2 separate regions of the Mus musculus genome follow, and region 2 is linked to region 1. Evidence: chromatin loops called from intact Hi-C (ENCODE). Cell type or tissue: left cerebral cortex. All regions are shown on one strand. Links, peaks and the distances in the headings refer to the core of each region. The heading gives the core; the rest is flanking DNA.

What was found. Hi-C counts contacts between places; a loop is a spot of excess contacts. Peaks named below come from ENCODE experiments on the same cell type or tissue, not always from the same donor. Only the 100,000 strongest peaks of a DNase experiment are listed, where the experiment ranks them.
Region 2: it touches region 1 in a loop (9-fold over the local background); 12 of 42 quality-filtered maps call a loop at or near these places.

What each region holds. Positions count from the first base shown.
Region 1 is chr7:100,277,018-100,285,748 of GRCm38, reverse strand. Pgm2l1 (phosphoglucomutase 2-like 1) reads right to left here. Exons shown (of 14, transcript NM_027629.3): 14 at 6,877-8,731. P4ha3 (procollagen-proline, 2-oxoglutarate 4-dioxygenase (proline 4-hydroxylase), alpha polypeptide III) reads right to left here and starts at 229. Exons shown (of 13, transcript NM_177161.4): 1 at 23-229. The coding sequence starts at 216. In left cerebral cortex, for the core only: a CTCF peak has its summit at 5,790 (motif pointing left); DNase peaks (open chromatin) are centred at 2,278 and 5,767; H3K27ac peaks cover 1,055 bases.
Region 2 is chr7:100,385,674-100,394,404 of GRCm38, reverse strand. It overlaps C2cd3 (C2 calcium-dependent domain containing 3), which reads right to left. Exons shown (of 33, transcript NM_001017985.3): 4 at 4,103-4,326; 5 at 3,225-3,472. Among named protein-coding and RNA genes, the nearest start is that of C2cd3, 18 kb to the right of the region's middle. In left cerebral cortex, for the core only: a CTCF peak has its summit at 1,913 (motif pointing right); DNase peaks (open chromatin) are centred at 1,933, 4,005 and 6,045; H3K27ac peaks cover 1,670 bases.

The DNA.
Region 1 (8,731 bases), core at 1,765-6,764:
GGCTCCCTGGAGACGCCCTCACCTGGTCAAGTCGCGCAGCCGCGCCTCCTCGCCGCGCAGGTAGCGCCTCAGTGTCCCCAGCAGCCTGCGCTCGGGCGCCAGGGCGCGCGCCACGCTGGTCAGCGCGGAGAACGTGTCCTCCCGCCCCGTGGCCGCCGCGGGGTCTCCCCCGAGCGCCAGCAGCGCCAGCAGAGCCAGCCGCGCCCCTGGGCCCATCGCAGGGTCGCGCGTCCCTCCGCGCTCTCGCCCGGCGCCGCCCCGGCCCGCCCGCCCGCCCGCAGCCTTCCGTCGCCCGCCCTTGGCCGCCTCCGTCCCCTCAGCACTGAATTCCTTAGTGCCTGGCCCGCCGCTAACTCCACACTGATTCCACCGTGCCTGTCACATTTGGGGGAACTGAGGCGAGCGCGGGTGAGCAGTGATTTCTCTAGTTACAGCCGTGCTGAGCCATCATCCAAATTCCTCCTGTGGGACAGGGGAGGACACAAAAACCTCTGGATTATGAGGGGAACTCCAAAGGGTGACACAGCATGGTGACAGAAGTGCAGGTGGCTGGGGCAGAGGGGTAAAGTCTTCACAGAGGACAGGACCTCAGGTGATCTTGAAAGATGGCTAGGACTTACAGAAGCTGAAACTCTAGGATCGAGTCACTACAGAGTCACACAAAAATACCATCATTATATTCTACTAGGCTGCTTGTTTCTTTCACCCCGCTATCCCTTTTGCCCAGCAATGTTTATTCATTTACTCATTCATTTAAGTGTTCAGTAACATCTGTGCTATAGTAGGTGCAGATGCAGCCCGCTGCTCATAAAGGGAAATGGAAATGTAAACCACCATAAAAACACAAAATGGGCAACCACAGGCTGTGTGCAATGGGTGAGGACCTCATCCCCAAAGAGGGGCTTCCCCTGGCATGCTTTGATGGGGAGAGAGCTTCACAGAGTCAATGTGTGTAGTTCTAACAGTATCTTGACTTTAGGCCATCCTGGATTATCCTGGTGAGCTCAACGCAGTTGCCAAGGTCCTTTTAAAAAGGCAAAGAAAAAGCCGGGCGGTGGTGGCCCACGCCTTTAATCCCAGCACTTGGGAGGCAGAGAAACCCTGTCTCGAAAAACAAACAAACAAACGGCAAAGAAAGATACAGGACAATAACAGCCAAATCAGAGACTTGATGATGCTGTGTTGCGACTTTGAAAATGGATAAACGGTCTGTGAGTAACAGGTTGTAGGTAGCTTCTAGAAGGTTGAGAAGGCTGGGGGACAGATCTTTCCTAGTCTGCAGGAAGAACAGATCTGCCAATACCTTGATTTTATCTCGTGACACCTATTCGTTACGGTTTGAATTTGAAATGAACCTCACAGTTTCATCCTCTTGAATACTTGGTAAAAACCAAGCTATGGAGCTTTGGGGAAGTAGGGCTTACATACTCCACTAGGTTCACTAAGGCTTCACTGCTGGCCAGAGCCATCAGGTTTCTGTCTGCTGGATGTGAGCACCGGCCACATATGCTAGCCACCAGACGGGGCAAGACCTGCCAACACACCTTCCTTTTCATGATGGGCTCCAGGAGTCAAAGAAATCTTTTCTCTGTTACAGTGTGTCTGTCAGATATCTGGTCACAGTGCTGAAAAAGTCTAATACATCGGTTCAGACTTCTGAATTCTGAGGCAGTAGGATAAAAAAATCTGGGTTATTATAAGCCCCAGAGTTTGTGATAACTTGTCTAAGCAATAGGAAACTTGGGCGGGTGAGAAGGCCAGCAGCTAAGAGTGCATACACACTGCTCTTACTGAAGGCCTGAGCTGAGTTTTCCCCATCCACGTCCATATAGGGTGTTACATAAATTATTGTATGTTAAACCAACCTCAAATGCCTAATGTAAATCCTCTTAGGTCACAATGCACATTCACATTAATATGTTGCTGGATTTTGTTTGTTGATATTTTGTTGTAACATTTTTGTATCTTTATTATAAGAGAAGGTAGCCCATAGTTTTCTCGAATTATTTTTGTCTGGTCTTTATATCAATGTAAAACTAATTTCAGAGATCACAGTGGGAATTGTTCCCTCCTTTCCTACAGTTTAGAAGAATCTGGAAAGGATTGAAATTTGTTCTTCTTTGAGTAGCTTGAAGAATTCACCATTAAAGTCAGTTAATTCTAAGCTTTCTTTTGGGAGATGTTTTGGTTCTTGATTCAGTCTCCATAGCAACTGTTTTAGAGCAGGCTGCATGGCAATGGAGTCTCTTAATGTTCTTTCCTCTAGGATTGCTTTATTGCTGAGGCTTGTCTCCCTGGCTATAAAATTTCACGTTCACATTGCTTTCCTTCTGGCACCTTAACGTTCTCTGTCCTCTGTGGAAAATGCCCAGCTCCTTCAGTCACTCTGGTAACGTTCTCTCTAGCTAGTTTCAAAGAGTTTTCTGTCATATTTCCTTTGCTTTTATCTTTCAGCAGTTTAATGCTAGGCATCGAATTCTTTGAGTTTGTCCTTTTTAGAGGTCACTTAAATGTCTTGCTTCTGTAAGTTGTGACTTTTATCAAATTTGAGAACTGGTCCTACTTTTTTTTTTTTTTCCTGAATTGTCTTGAATTTTTTGAATGCAGAAATCTGGTACTTCCTATCAGGTCTTTGAGGCTCGGGTTATTTTTAAAGTGATTTTTCTCTCATTCACATTACACACTTTCTGTGGATCTGTGTTTAAATATGCCAACTCCTCTGTCACCTCAATTCTGCAATCAGTCTTAGCATTTCTATTTGGTTTGTCCTCTTGTCTTCTGTCTTTCTCAGCTTTCTCTTCATTTCAAGCATGCTCACCCGGGCTTCCTAGAGCATCGTCTAACATTGTTTTCAACACCTTCAACATTTGTGCTTTGTTGTCATCAACATTTATCGGCTGCCTTTTCTGTTTTGTTTTTCTCTTTTATTTCCTTTTTATGCTAATTGAGATTTTCTTTACTCTTTGTATGCTAAGAATTCTTGGATTGAACACTGGACAGTTGGAATTTTATGTCCTACGTGTCTGGCTCTTCTTTACTTTCTCTCTGGCACGCCATTATTCCAGGTAGTCTCGGGTCCCATGTGACTTACCTCTGCAACTGCAACACCAACACTACTTCAGCTGCAGTGACATTCAGATGCATTCAGGTTGTGCACACAATTGGGCAGTTTGGGATGTGGACAGTGGTGTACTCTGTGTCTCAGTACTCAAGCCTATGCAATGCTCTTAAGCATCAAATCCACAACATACTGATTAATACTGGGCCTAGGAGTTACAGAATTTCACTCTTGAGGCCTTCCCCACTGTGTCCTGACACTTGCCAGTTCCTTGTGTCCCCCCACCCCTGGGGCTTCAGTTAACCCACTCTGCCATTTATTTGCTAGAACTGGATACAAGTATTAGGAGTTCAGAGTCCTCAAATGCTCCTGCCTCATGCATTTTCTCCAGGTTTTTGTATCTGCACACTGTGGGCAAGACAGGGTAAAATGTACATTTCGTCTTTCCTAAAAGAATATCCTACAGCATAGAAATTCTTTTGAATTCCTTTAGTAGGGAAGATGTTTTTGAACATTCTTAGGTCTCAAGTTCCTTTTGGTGTTTAGAAAGCTGCTGTGGTTTCTTGTTTGGACTTTATGTTTTAAACCTGTATTTTTGAAGGTCAAAAAATGAAAAGCATTTTTAGCTTTTGGGAAATGTTACTTTTTTAGGAAAAAAATATAAGAATAAAAGGATTGAGGAAAATATCAAGATTTTCAAATAAGTACGATGGCAGGAAAATGGAGCAGCATCTTTGAAAACAGCCATTCCTCTGAGCTCATCCTGTGCCCCTCCCCTGCCCCCTCCCTCCCTCCTTCCCCCCCTCCTTCCCTCCCTCCTTCTCAGTGTGCTGCCTTTTGGTCTTGTCATTTCTGGCTCCTGTCAGGCTCTTTCCCGACTCATGAGTAATTTCTGACTACCTCCTTTTCATCCTTTGAGTCATCTCCTTGGGGACATTTTGTCTGCAGGCTAAGTTAAAGTTCCCATATTTTCCATTAGAAACACACCCTATATTTTTTCCATTAGAATAATTTATCACTCTCATAGTGTCTTGCTTTTTTGTGGGAAATAGCTGTCTGCTGCTACTAGATCATAAGCATTGGGCGGGCAGGACTGCCTAATGGAGTGTGCCTAATGGGGCATGCACTCAAAAGGAAAGAATTAAGTAGAAAAGCATTCAGGGCGATCCATCTGCCTCTCTCTTCTTTAAAGAGTCACTATCTCAGTCTTCTGTTAAACCTTTTATAATACTTACCTCCATTTTTTTTTCCTGACAATGAATCCATGGAGTATATATATTAGTTAACTGTCTCATTTAGTGCAACAAAAATATGTGACAAAGCAATTTAGAAAGGGAGGGTTTGGCTTACAGTTTCAGGGAATACACACAGTCCATCATGGCCAGGCTCCCATACTTCCATTATCCACTGCTTGGGCTCAGCTCCCTTTCTTCTTTTTGTTTAGTCCAGGACCACAGCCCATGGGATGGTACCACCCAGAGTTAAGATGGGTCTTCCTGATTCATTTATCCTAATCTAGATAATCCCTTACAGATCTGTGAGTTTTGTTTCCATGGTGACTCTAACCATCACTGGGCTGGAGAGATGGCTCAGCCATTGAGAGCACTTGCAGCTCTTGCAGAGGACCTGGCTTTGATTTCCATCACCCACGTGGCAGCTCACAACCAATGTGTAAGCCCAGTTCCAGAGGGTCTGATGCCCTTTTCTGGCCTCTGCGGGTACCAGGCACCCTTGCAGTGCACACACATGCACACAAACAAAGCATTCATACACACATAAAGTGGAAAAAATAAATCTAAAAAGTTAACAATGAAGCATTACGAAATATGCATTGCACTTTGCAGTTGAGAGAAAAGGGCTCAGCCGCAGGAAAACAAAGCCTGAACATAGGCAGAGTCTTCAAGGCTTACTTCCATGTTCTTTCCACTGCATTATTTATATTTTATTACGTGTGTATGGGTGTTCTGTCTGCCTGCATGTCTGTCTACCACATAGGTACCTGGTGCCCTTGGAGGCCAGAAGAGGGCATAGATCCCTTGGCAGTGGAGTTAGATCGAAAGCTGCTATGTGGGTGTGGGAATTGATCCCAGATCCTCTGAAAGAGTGGCTAGTGCCGTATCTCTGGGACCAGAAATTTTATTATTTTAACGTGGATGGGTATTTTTGCCTGCAATGTATGTCTATGCACTACACGCATACTCAGTGCCCATAGAGGCCAGAAGAGGCTTTAGATCCCCTGCAACTGGACTTACAGGTGATTGTGAGCTGCCATGTGGGTGCTGGGAATTAAATGTAGGTCAGCTGGCAGAGTGGCCAGTGCTCTTAACTGCTGAACCACCTCTCCAGCACATTTCTTTAGGTTGCTCATGATCAGTTCTGGGGTAGCCTCTCTTTTATATCCAAGGAGCCTTTCTGGGAACTGACTCCTGACTTCTTTTTTCTTTATATTAAAAGAGGAAACACTAATCTCTACTCTAGCTCCCAGAGGCTAATATGGAGGAAAGTCAGTTGGGAAAGTTCTTAGTATGATTCCAAGCTGAAGAACTGCTTCAGAAGGAAGTGAATACTGTCAGGATTAACTCAGCCTTTTGGGCTTGCAGGTGGCTCAGATGCACCTGTCTCTAGAACCTGAACAGCCAGTTTATTAAAACAACACCTCAAGCCACATTTCCTTTCAAAGGAGATAGGGCCTTTCCAAAGACATTCTCACTCTGCCCCCTAGTGGGACTTAGACGCCAATACACATCCACCATCCTTGGCAAGAATTTGCTATTGGCTTAGCAAATGAATGAATCAATGAATGAATGAATAAATAAGAAAGATCCATTTCTTTTTGTACAGTTAGACTTCCAAGTCCATTAGTTCTACATCTTCAGCTCTAACAGAGTATTGAAAACACTTGAGAAAATGGTGAATATATTGAATACTTAAAGATGTCTTTGTTTCTTGTTTTGTTTTCTTTTGGACACAGGGTCTCACTTTACCACCCAGATTCATGGCAATCCTTCTACTTCATCTTCCTAAATGCTGGCCTGCAGGGCTAGTTCCAGAGTCTACACAGAGAAACTCCGCCTCAAAAAAAAATTAAAATTTTTAAAAAAAGAAAGAAAAAGAAAAGTCAACAAACCCCAGAGGACTTCAGAAAGCTTGCCTGTTTGTAAATGTGAATGCCTGCACCACAGCCCTGGGGTCAGTCTGATCACTGGGCTCTAGTGTAGTGAGAAGGGTGTTGCAAACCACCAGCTCTAGGCTCAGTGAGACACTATCTCAAGAGAATAGAGCAACAGAGGGTATCCAATGACTTGCTTTGACCTTCCAGAAATGTTCACGGACACACACACACACACACACACACACACACACACAGAGTTTAAAGGGATCTGTGTACTGTGTACTTGGTGGGTCCCTGAACTGCCCAAAGGCTTCTCTCCTAACTATGGAGAGAAATGTTCGGACTGGATTTGGGATCCTAAACCAAAACACATTCTAAAGATTTTGTCCACCAGTGGGAGGCATTCATATATGGGAAGAGTGGAAAACCGGAAGTCTCTTCCACCTCACCTGCTCTCATCTCCTCCCCACCGGGAAACCAGTCTCCCTTGCAGCCTCAGGCTATTATTTTAATATGAGTTCTCAACCCCTGGGACTTCTTCTAGATGAGCCAACAAAGAAATAATCCACAGAACGCTGAAGCAAAATGAGTTAAGGCTGCAAGCAAACTCTAGGGTAAGTTATGCCCACATTTTAAAAACCTCAGTTTGGACAGCAAACTTCATGAACTATAGTGTCTGAAACAATAAAAAGTGCATAGACACTCATGCCTATGAGGAGGCCTGTTTATTACTGAGAACGTTTCATTTGGTTAAAACCACAGAAATCCACACATAAATACATAAAGTGCAAATTCTCACAGGCTGACAATATACCCTGTTATCTTTACAGGGAAAGATGAGATATTGACAGAAACTGTTAAAACAAGGGCACAATTCTGAGCTACTATTAGAAAAGTATTACATTCTTAATTCTGTTTTGTCATATTCAATAATGTACACCAAGAGCTTATAGTAATCTATAATATAGTCTCACCATATACAGATGCAGACTCACCCCTCTTTTGTGTCTAAGTGTCTCCAATAACACACATGATGAATCCTAATATTTGACAAAATGCATTAAGCACTATTAAATCAGATGTGACTCACTTGAAAGGTAGAGCTATTGGGTTCAAAATGGCATCTAGACCAGTGACATTAAACCCATATAAGATACATTCTTAGCCTTCCTGGCCAAAACCTTTTTGTGAGCAAAATTACATATGTGGGTGTGTATATATACACATACATACACACTTTTCATGTTGAAAGATGCTTTGTACTCGTCAAAGAAACAGCGTGCTGCATAGGTTTATATCAACTTGACACAAAAGCTAGTCCTTTTAGAGGTGGAAACCTCAGTCAGGAAAATGCTCCCATCAGATTGGCTTGTAGGACATTTTCTTGATGACTGATGTGGGAGGGTTCATTTTATTGTGTAGTGCCAGCCCTGGGCGGGTGGTCCTGGGTGTTATCAGAAAGCAGACAAGCCATGAAGTAGCACCCCTCCATGGCTGGCCTCTGCTTCAGTTTCAGCCTCCCGGTTCTTGACCTGAGTTCCTGCCCTGACTCCCCCCACTGATGGAGTATAATCTCTAAAATGAAATAAACCCCTTTCTTCCCAAGCTGCTTTTGGTCATGGTGTTCATCACAGCAATAGAATCCCTAAGACAATGAGTATTTAAAGGGTGTGCATGCTTAGTAAACACTGCTTACTGGATATTTCAGTAATGCTATTTTTAAAATTGAATTGGAAAATTACTGTTTTATTATCTTTTAAGCTTTTTCCTTTACTATTACCACCAGTTAAATACTGCATAACAGGAGATACTGAATAAGCAAAAGATATTAAAAATAATAAACCATGATCTTTGCTCTCAGGCAGCTGACAGGTGGGTTAAGGAGTGTCAGTGAATTAAACAAAATCAATTGCCTTATACATCAGACAATATTATAAGGCTCAAGGGTAACATATATTGCAGGCCAATTAATCTGGCATTAACACTTTGGAAGTATAGGTTAGGAAGACAGAGAATATCCTAGAATGCGTATTTATTATAAGATCATTATGTGTTCTTCCAGGAAAAAGCAGCAATTGCAGGTCGGGGGTGGGGGTGGGGCTGGGAATTTAGGAATTACGTAGTAAACTTGTGTTCCTTTCTGATAGTTTCCTTTTATTTTTATTTTCTAATGGTTCTGGGGATGTTGTACCTAGAACCTTCGGCATGTCAGGCAAGCACTCTCCACTGAGCGACATCCCCAGCGCCCCGTGCGTCTCTCCTAATGACTGAAGCTCATCTTTATAGTTTACTGTAGAGAACTGAGAATTTACTCGTGACTTAGAGGCTCCCCCATGGGCTCTCATGTCCCTGTGCGGCTTCTTTGGGTTTTGCTCTCAAGGCCCGTTCCTCATCCTGTTCACATTCTTCTACTTTAGGGTTCTGTTGATAGAAAATTTAGAAAGCAAACTCTGGTCACTTTGTCCTTGTCTTGGCCTCTTAATTAATGTACAGGTTCTCATTTTTTGAATAGTTAAAAATAATACTGATTTTGTTTCTACCTGGTACTAAACAAATGCTTT
Region 2 (8,731 bases), core at 1,169-6,168, 110 kb before region 1:
CCAAGTTTAATTTGTGCATTATTCTGAGTAGTGAGATGAAATTTTAATCCATTCTTTTCTAGGCTGGATCCAAATCACCCCTCCCATTTATCTAAGGTTGGTCACACTGCATATTCTATCTGCTTCCGAGTCTCACAGTTGCTATTTAATTTCTCAGATTTGCCACTGTGACATTTCAAGAAGGGTGCTTGCTGTGCTATCACTCTGAGTTTGAGCCTCAAAACCTATACGGTTGGAGGACAGAACCAACTCTTACAAGTTATTTTCTCACCTTCACACATGTGCCATCGCATACATGTGCCTGCACTCATGAGCACAAATACATGTAAAAGGAGAATTTTAAGTGAGGCTAATCATCTCTAACACATGTGGTTTTATTGATAAAATTCTGAATCTAAAATACTTGGCAAGGAGAGTATGCGCTTAGTGATGCTTCGTGAGTGGGAGCTGTTGTTGCCTTCAGGTTAATTCCTCTTGGTAGCTCTTGTACGATAACTTCCTCAGAAGGAACTCCCATGCCCTTTTCTTCTCTGGGATGTCTGTGGGGCCTTACATGTGCAGGGCAGACATCCTACCACTAAGCTGTGCTTCCAATCCTCTTTAGATCGTTCGCTTCCCTCCCTCCTCTCCTCCCCTTCTCTTTCTGAGACAGGATTTCTCTGCTGCGTAACCTTGGCTGTCCTGGACTTGCTTTGTAGATCAGGATGGCTTTGAGCTTACAGAGATCTGACTGCCTTTGCCTCCTGAGTACTGAGATTAAAGGCATGTGCTACCTACCACTCCCAACTTTGCTATTTTCTTAAGGAGGCCTTACTTTGCCAACTTCTGCAAAACTAGTATCTTCTCCTGTCATCTTCCTTGCTTAATTTGCCTCCACTGTTATTACCACCATCTAACATATATATTTATCTAGTTTGTCTTTTTTGTTTGTTTGGGTTTTTTTGTTTTTGTTTTTGTTTTTTCAAGACAGGGTTTCTCTGTGTAGCCCTGGCTGTCCTGGAGCTCACTCTGTAGACCTGGCTGGCCTCGAACTCAGAAATCCGCCTGCCTGTGCCTTCTGAGTGCTGGGATTAAAGGCATGTGCCACCACTGCCCGGCTTAGTTTGTCTTTCTAAAGGAAACTGCTACATCTGTGACATACAAAGAGTGCCAAACATTTTGTAGTTGCTATAGAAACTAATGAACAAACAAACGCCTTCTTCAAAGTCTGGTCCCTAAGTCCACACAAGAGTCCAGGTACAATATGACCCAAGTGTAATGGATAATTTTTTTCCTTATAAATGGATACTTTAAATTAAAAGACTAAAATTAATGGCTTATAATCTTTGTGTACACACAGACACAAACCCACACAGACACACACACACACACATAATGCATTTATTATTTTGTATGTATGTGGTGTATGTGTGCATGCAGAGGTTAGAGGAAAACCCTCAGTAGTTAGTTCTCTCCTTCGACCTTAATGTGGGCTCCAGGAATTGAACCTGGGTCTCCCGGCTTTCATGGGAAGTGCTTTACCCACTGAACCCTAACCCTAGAGTATATCTTTAAAAAACAGATTCCTAAGACACTTCAAATGAAAGATATAAACATCATAACCTAGTGGTAGTGTGTACATATGCAGAAGACCATGGGCCAGATTCCCATCGGTAAAAATATAAGACCACATGTCCCTAATCATGTAAAATATGTATCTAAGTTGTTATTTATAAGACATCTCCTTCGGACTGTATTAGTGGGAGTGACACACATTCCTGCCGTGCTCTTGCTGTCACAGAAATAACAAAGGTAGCTAGCTGCACACCATCCCCTGACCCAAGGTCCCATGTGCTGCTCCCATGAGCTTTCTACGGGGCTCCAATGAACATGCCTTCCACAGGCTTGCTCATGGGCTTCAACTCTGGGTCCCCAGCTGGGGGCACTGTTTTACAAGGTTGTAGAGCTTGGCAATGGAACCCTGCTGGACAAAGTGGACCACCAGGGCAGCCTTGAGCTTCTCTAGCCTAGGCCCCACTTCCTGTCCTCTATGTCCTGACACAGGACCCAGTATAGTCAGCTGGCTCATGCTTTCCCTGTCAGGATCAATAATATTCTTTCTCAAACCATAATCCAAAGTCAAGCTTCCTGTCACTTGGTCACAGTACTGAGAAAAGTAGCACACACAGGAGCAACTCATTTCTCTCCTGCTTCTGTGGTATTCTGCAGCACTGCAAAACTACAATAGGATTGAACTCCAGTGTTAAGCAGTGAGATCACCTGCAGCACTGAATGTCCTCAGGAAGAACAGCAGATGAACTTGGTACCACCCTAGTTGCCTTAAGTCATCTGCGAACAGATAAAGACTAAAATTGTAAGAAGAGCTCTACTCTCATATCCAAACTTATAAAGTAAGGATCTATTTATACATTATCAGGTGCACATGGGTGAATAACAAGTCTCTGGAAGACTTCAAGGGACATAAGCATAGAAAGACAAATGTCCTATCTTCTCGTTTATTTGTGGAAGTTTGAAAGTTGATCCCTAATCAGATGATACAGGAGAGGTTATCATACATTCGAGGGTAGGGAGGGGAAAACCAGCAGGCACAAGGTGATGGGGAGTAACATCTAGTGTTTTGTAGCATCATAGGATAACTGCAGTTGACAAAAGAATGTAGCAAAATAGTTGGTAAAGAACATTTTGTTTTTAAAATTACATCAGTGCCTATGTGTCTAAGCATGTGCACCTGCAGTGGGTAGGAGGAGCATATCACCAGAACGCGTGTGGAAGTCAGAGGACAACTTGTAGGAGTCAAGTCTCTCTTTAACTCACGTGGGTCACAGAGATCAAACTCAGGTCAGCAAGGCTTGGCGGAAGAAGCTGAGCCACCTTACTAGCACCATAAAGGACATTTGAAACATTCCTAACCCAGATGATAAATGCCTGAGGTGACTCGTGTCAGGTGATATGATCGCTACCACTGTATACACATCCCGAAACATCTTACTGCAGCCCACAAACACGCACCACTGCCAATTTCTTATTTAAAGTAAAAACAACCAAGCAGTAATCACTTAGCAGGTTAGTAGAGCTGCCTTCACACGAGTCCCTGGATGACACCAAGTCTCACACTTTTATTTGGCTATTTAGTTCATAGGGAAGTCTTGCTTCCCTTTGTGGCCTGGCTAACAAGCAGAGCAACCCCAATAAATGCAGCGTAGTCTTAGGTGACAGACACATACCTGAAAGAAGGTCCTTTGCAGGGGGGGTGTTTGAAGACAGGATGCATGAGTCACTGTGACTCTTGGCGACTGTACTAATTTGTGGCTGAAACTCAGAGCTGTTCAGGAGGGACAGCTGCTTCTGTGGGGCTTTGCCCCTCAGAGTTATAGTCTCTACATTCGTCCCTTGATTAAGGTGCTGCTGTAGTCCACACAAAGAACCCTTTACTGCATCGGAGTTCTCTGCAAAGTACAAGTGGTCCTTTCCCCTGTTAGAAAGAAACAATGTCAGCAGCTTATAGCCCACCTTGGGAATACTACACCTCCGCAGAGTCTGGGGGATCAGCGAGGGCACTGAAGCCGGGGCTTTGGCACAGGTGGCTTCTTCTGCAGTGTGATTTTGTGTATTTGCTTTTAATTTCCTTATTTAAAAAACATCTCGATCACAGTTGTGGGTTGTTCCTTAAGTGATACAAACTAGACAACAGCACACAGGGAAAGGGAATGTGTATGTGTGTGTCTAGATAGACTCTGATACAATGCAAATGCTTTCTTTACAAGTAATTCCCTTTCCCTCTTTCCCCTCACAGGCAGTATCAGCAAACCTTTTAGTCACATGTGTACATTGGCTTCTCTACTGGACTGTGAGCAGTCCTTTAAAATGGTGCTTTTGTGATTGCTGTAATTGGGGCACGCTAAGCATGTATTCTCCCTGAGTCCCAGGAGCCGTGTCTTGTTCACTCTGTGCCGGTTCCTGGTATCCAGCCAGTGGGAGCTTAAGAGCTATCTGCTGAGAGAGTGGCTGTGCTTCTATCTTCAGCTTCTCAGTCTCCCACAGGTGACACAGCATGAGAACCGTGGGAGTGGCAGGCATGGAGACTCGGAACTGAGATCATTACCTTGGCGTGGTTGACCTGCTGCTGTGGCCTGCTAATTCTTTCCCATCAATTTTGATGGCAGGTCCCCTACAAGACCTTGACGGGATCATAGACTGGGTGTTGCTGGATTCAGTATTCTCTCTGAGTTCTCGCTCAGATAAAAGCACATTTTTTGTCACTTCAGTGGCAGGAAGAGGTTTGTAGCTGTCATAAGTTTCTGACAGAGGCTCCAGGGCAAGCGAGACCTGAAAGAGAATGAAACAAAACAAATTTTCTTCAGCTTCCAGTAACTAACTGTAAGACTTCCCTGTCTGGCCTGGTGGTGGTGGTGCACGCCTTTAATCCCAGCACTTGGGAGGCAGAGGCAGGTGGATTTCTGAGTTCAAGGCCAGCCTGGTCTACAGAGTGAGTTCCAGGACAGCCAGGGCTACACAGAGAAACCCTGTCTTGAAAAAACAAACAAACAAACAAACAAACAATCTAAAAAAGAGTTCTTCAGTCCCCTGAAAAGCCAACTGAGAAAAACATAACAGGAAGTGAAACAAAATTAAAGAATATACCTCAGAGGTATGAAGGTAAGAAAATAACATTACCGAAAAGTTTAATTTTCATGACAGAAAGAGGAGAAATGGTTTAACCAGTCACAGATAATTAATGAATGACACAACACAAAAAAGGGAAAACTTAATTTTTCAGATATCTCTGAAAAGGTCAATAGAACATTTTGTGTGGAGAAACTGCCAACCCATAAAAATCAAACCTACATCTTACTGAGAACACTGGCCTTGAACCAAGAAATACAGCATCCTTCAAATGCATTCATCAAAACTTTCCTACAAAGACAAACACCAGGAATGCAGTGTGATGAATACTGTGGCTGTGACCATGGAATTATGCCCCCCACAGTCCTGGCTGTCCAAATGTAACTGTCAGGGTGCTCTCTTACTGTGCATCACTTGCTAAGGACACCGCTGCATTGTAGAAGCATAAGAGGCATGGGGAATAAAGGTATCCCTGCCCTGGACTTGAACTTGTGGATTGGCCAGTGGGGTTGCTTTTCCCTAAGGAGACTTAGTATCGACCAACTCATAAGCCTGCTGTGACACTGGAAAAAGGCTCAGAGAAAAACCTTGAATTTTCCTCAGCATCTTGCAATCAGACTTAGGGCTGGCCTAACTCATCGTCACCGTTTACTGATACCAGCTCTATGCTAACTGCCTGGGACGGAGCGATGGCTGAAATCCTCTGTCCAGAGGGCGATGGATCTTCAGTGGGGATTTACATAAACTGAAACCCAAACGTTACTGCTCAGGTAAGAATGTGCACTGGGTGATCTGGGAACGCTGGGAACGCTGCACTTAGGAAGAGGCAAGGAATGGCTTCCTGGAGCACAACACAAAAGACTCAGCTCAAAGGACCAGAAGAGGCTGAGGTAAATGAAACAATGCAGACTAAGGAGAAACATCTAACTTTGGATGCATTAGAAAGACGAAGCAGTAACTGGTTGGTTGCCCATGGGCTTGACTCCCACCTCCCACCCCACCCCACCCCTCACCCCTGCTTCTCTGGCTCTGTCTCTCATACACCCCTCACTCATCTCTATCCCCACTCTGCCCATCTCACTGAGCCCCTCCCTGGTGATGTTCACTCTGTTCATCTCTGCCAGTGTGGCTAGTGAGTCAGTACCTGTCCCTGTCTGCTTGCCTGTCTCATGCTAGGAGCTGAACCTGGGTCCTCATGCACGCTAAGCACATGCTATATGCTCAACCAGATTTCCCATGTTATGCAAACTATTTTGCTTTTTAAACTGGAGATTCCTCCCTTAAAATGTCTTAAAAATGTTCCCAAAGTTTTCTCCAAAGCAAACAGTTTTCATCTGTCAGGATAAGGGAACTAACACACTCAACCATCTAAATATACCACCCTCTTCTGAAGCCCACACCGTCCACATACAGCATAAATACACCATCTGCGTCTCCCATGCACAACAGAGTCATGTTAAGGATGCTCATCTGCCTTCTAGCAATGACTCAGGGTCTTCTTGGTACTAAGTTGCCTACAGTTTTCTACTTATATCTGTGGTATCTAATGTCCAATTTTCAGAATTATGCTGGGCAACATAGCATTTAAAAATGACTAAGCAATGCTTCGAAAATTACATTTCTTACAAAAATTGATATCTCTGGCTTTTCTTGAAAAAAATTAGAAGATCCAGCACTGCTGAATTCCCGTTTTCATGTGGCAGGACTGAGCTGGAACAGACCAGTGACTTGGTCAGGACATGCATCCAGTCGCCCAGCATAGCCCAGTGTGAGGCACAATGATAGCTCTCTGGCGCTACATCTGGGGCCATGATTATCTTCATTTCCTGTGGTAAAACAACAGTTTTATAAGCGTAGTTTTACGACTTTTCACATATGTGTACATATATGTAACTACCACAATCATGGCAGGGAACAGTTCCATCATCCCAAAAACCTCACGTTATCCTTTTGCGGCTACGCCCTCCTCACTGCGAGCTGCTACCATCCACTCACGACGGTTTCCTAGACATTCTAGACAAGGGCCGTGGTCTAGTGTGCTAGCTCTGGAGATTCTCTGAAGATTTACTGTGGTGCTTCACGTGTGTTTCAATCGCTGTTTACCGACTAGAACAGCACGGCTGATGTCTGATTTTACTGGCTACTTTGTTAACACTGAAGCTGCTCTGGATTCCTGGGGTAAGCTCTTGGGGATAGCACTGTTCTTCCTGACAGTGCTGGCCCCAGTTTGCTGGTATTTTCTTGGGGATTCTGAGGTCTAGGCTCATGAGAAATACTGTTCTTCTAGTTTCTGTATCAAAGTGTTACATGCCTCAGAATAGTGTTTTCTCCTCTTTGATTTTTCTGGAAGAGACAGTAAGATTGATGGTTGTCTTAGTCAGGGTTTCTATTCCTGCACAAACATCATGACCAAGAAGCAAGTTGGGGAGGAAAGGGTTTATTCGGCTTACACTTCCATGCTACTGTTCATCACCAAAGGAAGTCAGGACTGGAACTCAAACAGGTCAGGGAGCAGGAGCTGATGCAGAGGCCATGGAGGGATGTTCTTTACTGGCTTGCCTCTCCTGGCTTGCTCAGCCTGCTCTCTTATAAACCCAAGACTACCAGCCCAGAGATGGTCCCACCCACAAGGGGCCTTTCCCCCTTGATCACTAATTGAGAAAATGCCTTAGAGTTTGATCTCTTGGAGGCATTTCCTCAACTGAAGCTCCTTTCTCTGTGATAACCCCAGCTGTGTCAAGCTGACACAAAACTAGCCAGTACAATGGTATTTTTTTTTTTCTTCCCTTAAGAATCTAAAGAATTTGCTATAAGGTCATCTAGGCCTAGAGACTCCTTTTTTTTTTTTTAGCAAGTCTGAAACTACAAATTCAACTTTTACAAACAGCCCCAGGTCTACTCAGGTCACTTCTTCAAGGTGTTCTTGTAGTTCACAGCCTGGGAAGAATTGTGCCATTTCATTTAGGCTGTCAGATTTCACCAAGTAGGTTTGCTTGTGGCATTCTTTTAATGTCTGTGAGTTCTATAATCTGCTGTCTTTCTTACAGCAGAGGCAAGAGGAAAGTGGAGTGTTTCCTTTTAAAATGAGTATATACTCTTTGCACTCAGTGATGGTTTTCATAATGACATTTAAAAAAAAAATCTATGGGCCTTGTATGTTTGTGTGCACGAGTGCAGGCATGGGTATGCCACGGTGCTGTCAAAATCAGAAGACAAGCTTGGGTGTTGGGTCCCTGAGACAGAGTCTCTCACTCACTAGCGTGTAGACGGGCCAGCTGGCGCATGAGCTTTTAAGGATTCTCCTGTCTATACCTTCCGTCTTGTAGGACCACTGTGACTGCAGCCATGGCCTACCAAGCCCAGCCTTACACGGGTTCTCTAGACCTGAACTCAGCCCTCATACGTGCACAGCCCTCATACGTGCACAGCCCTCATACATGCACAGCATGTAACCACTGTGCCATCCCCAGACCCCTTAGGATAACATCTGAATCCCAGTGTATTCTGTGCGTTAGTCAGTGTCCCCCACTATCACCTGCTCCCTTCCTCCACCTACTAAATCTCTTCATCTTCTAAAACAGCCCCGCTTCTACTTTGAATGTAATGTTTCTATGTCTATGAAGGGAGAAAAGGAGACTTAGGAAATTTAAAAGAAATGGGAGTAGGTATGTTTCATTATGGAAGAGAATATATTTCTAATGAGTAGTATATGGGCAAAATGTTACTGTCAGGGAGGCTGGAGAGATGGCTCAGAGGTTAAGAGCACTGACTGCTCTTCCAGAGGTCCTGAGTTCAATTTCCAGCAACCACATGGTGGCTCACAACCATCTGTAATGGGATCTGATGCCCTCTTATGGTATGTCTAAAGACAGCTGCAATGTACTTATATACATAAGATAAATAAATAATTCTTTTTAAAAAATTAAAATGTTACATTTAAAAAAAAGTTACTGTCAAATGTTATATCCGTACCATCATGAAACAGGAAAACTGAAATTCAAGATTTTAAAAACTGAAGCAAAGTGAAGGCAGCTCTCTGACATGACGTCACACAGACAGATGAGCTAGAAAGAATCAAAGCCTAATATGGATAGTAAATTTTTTATTT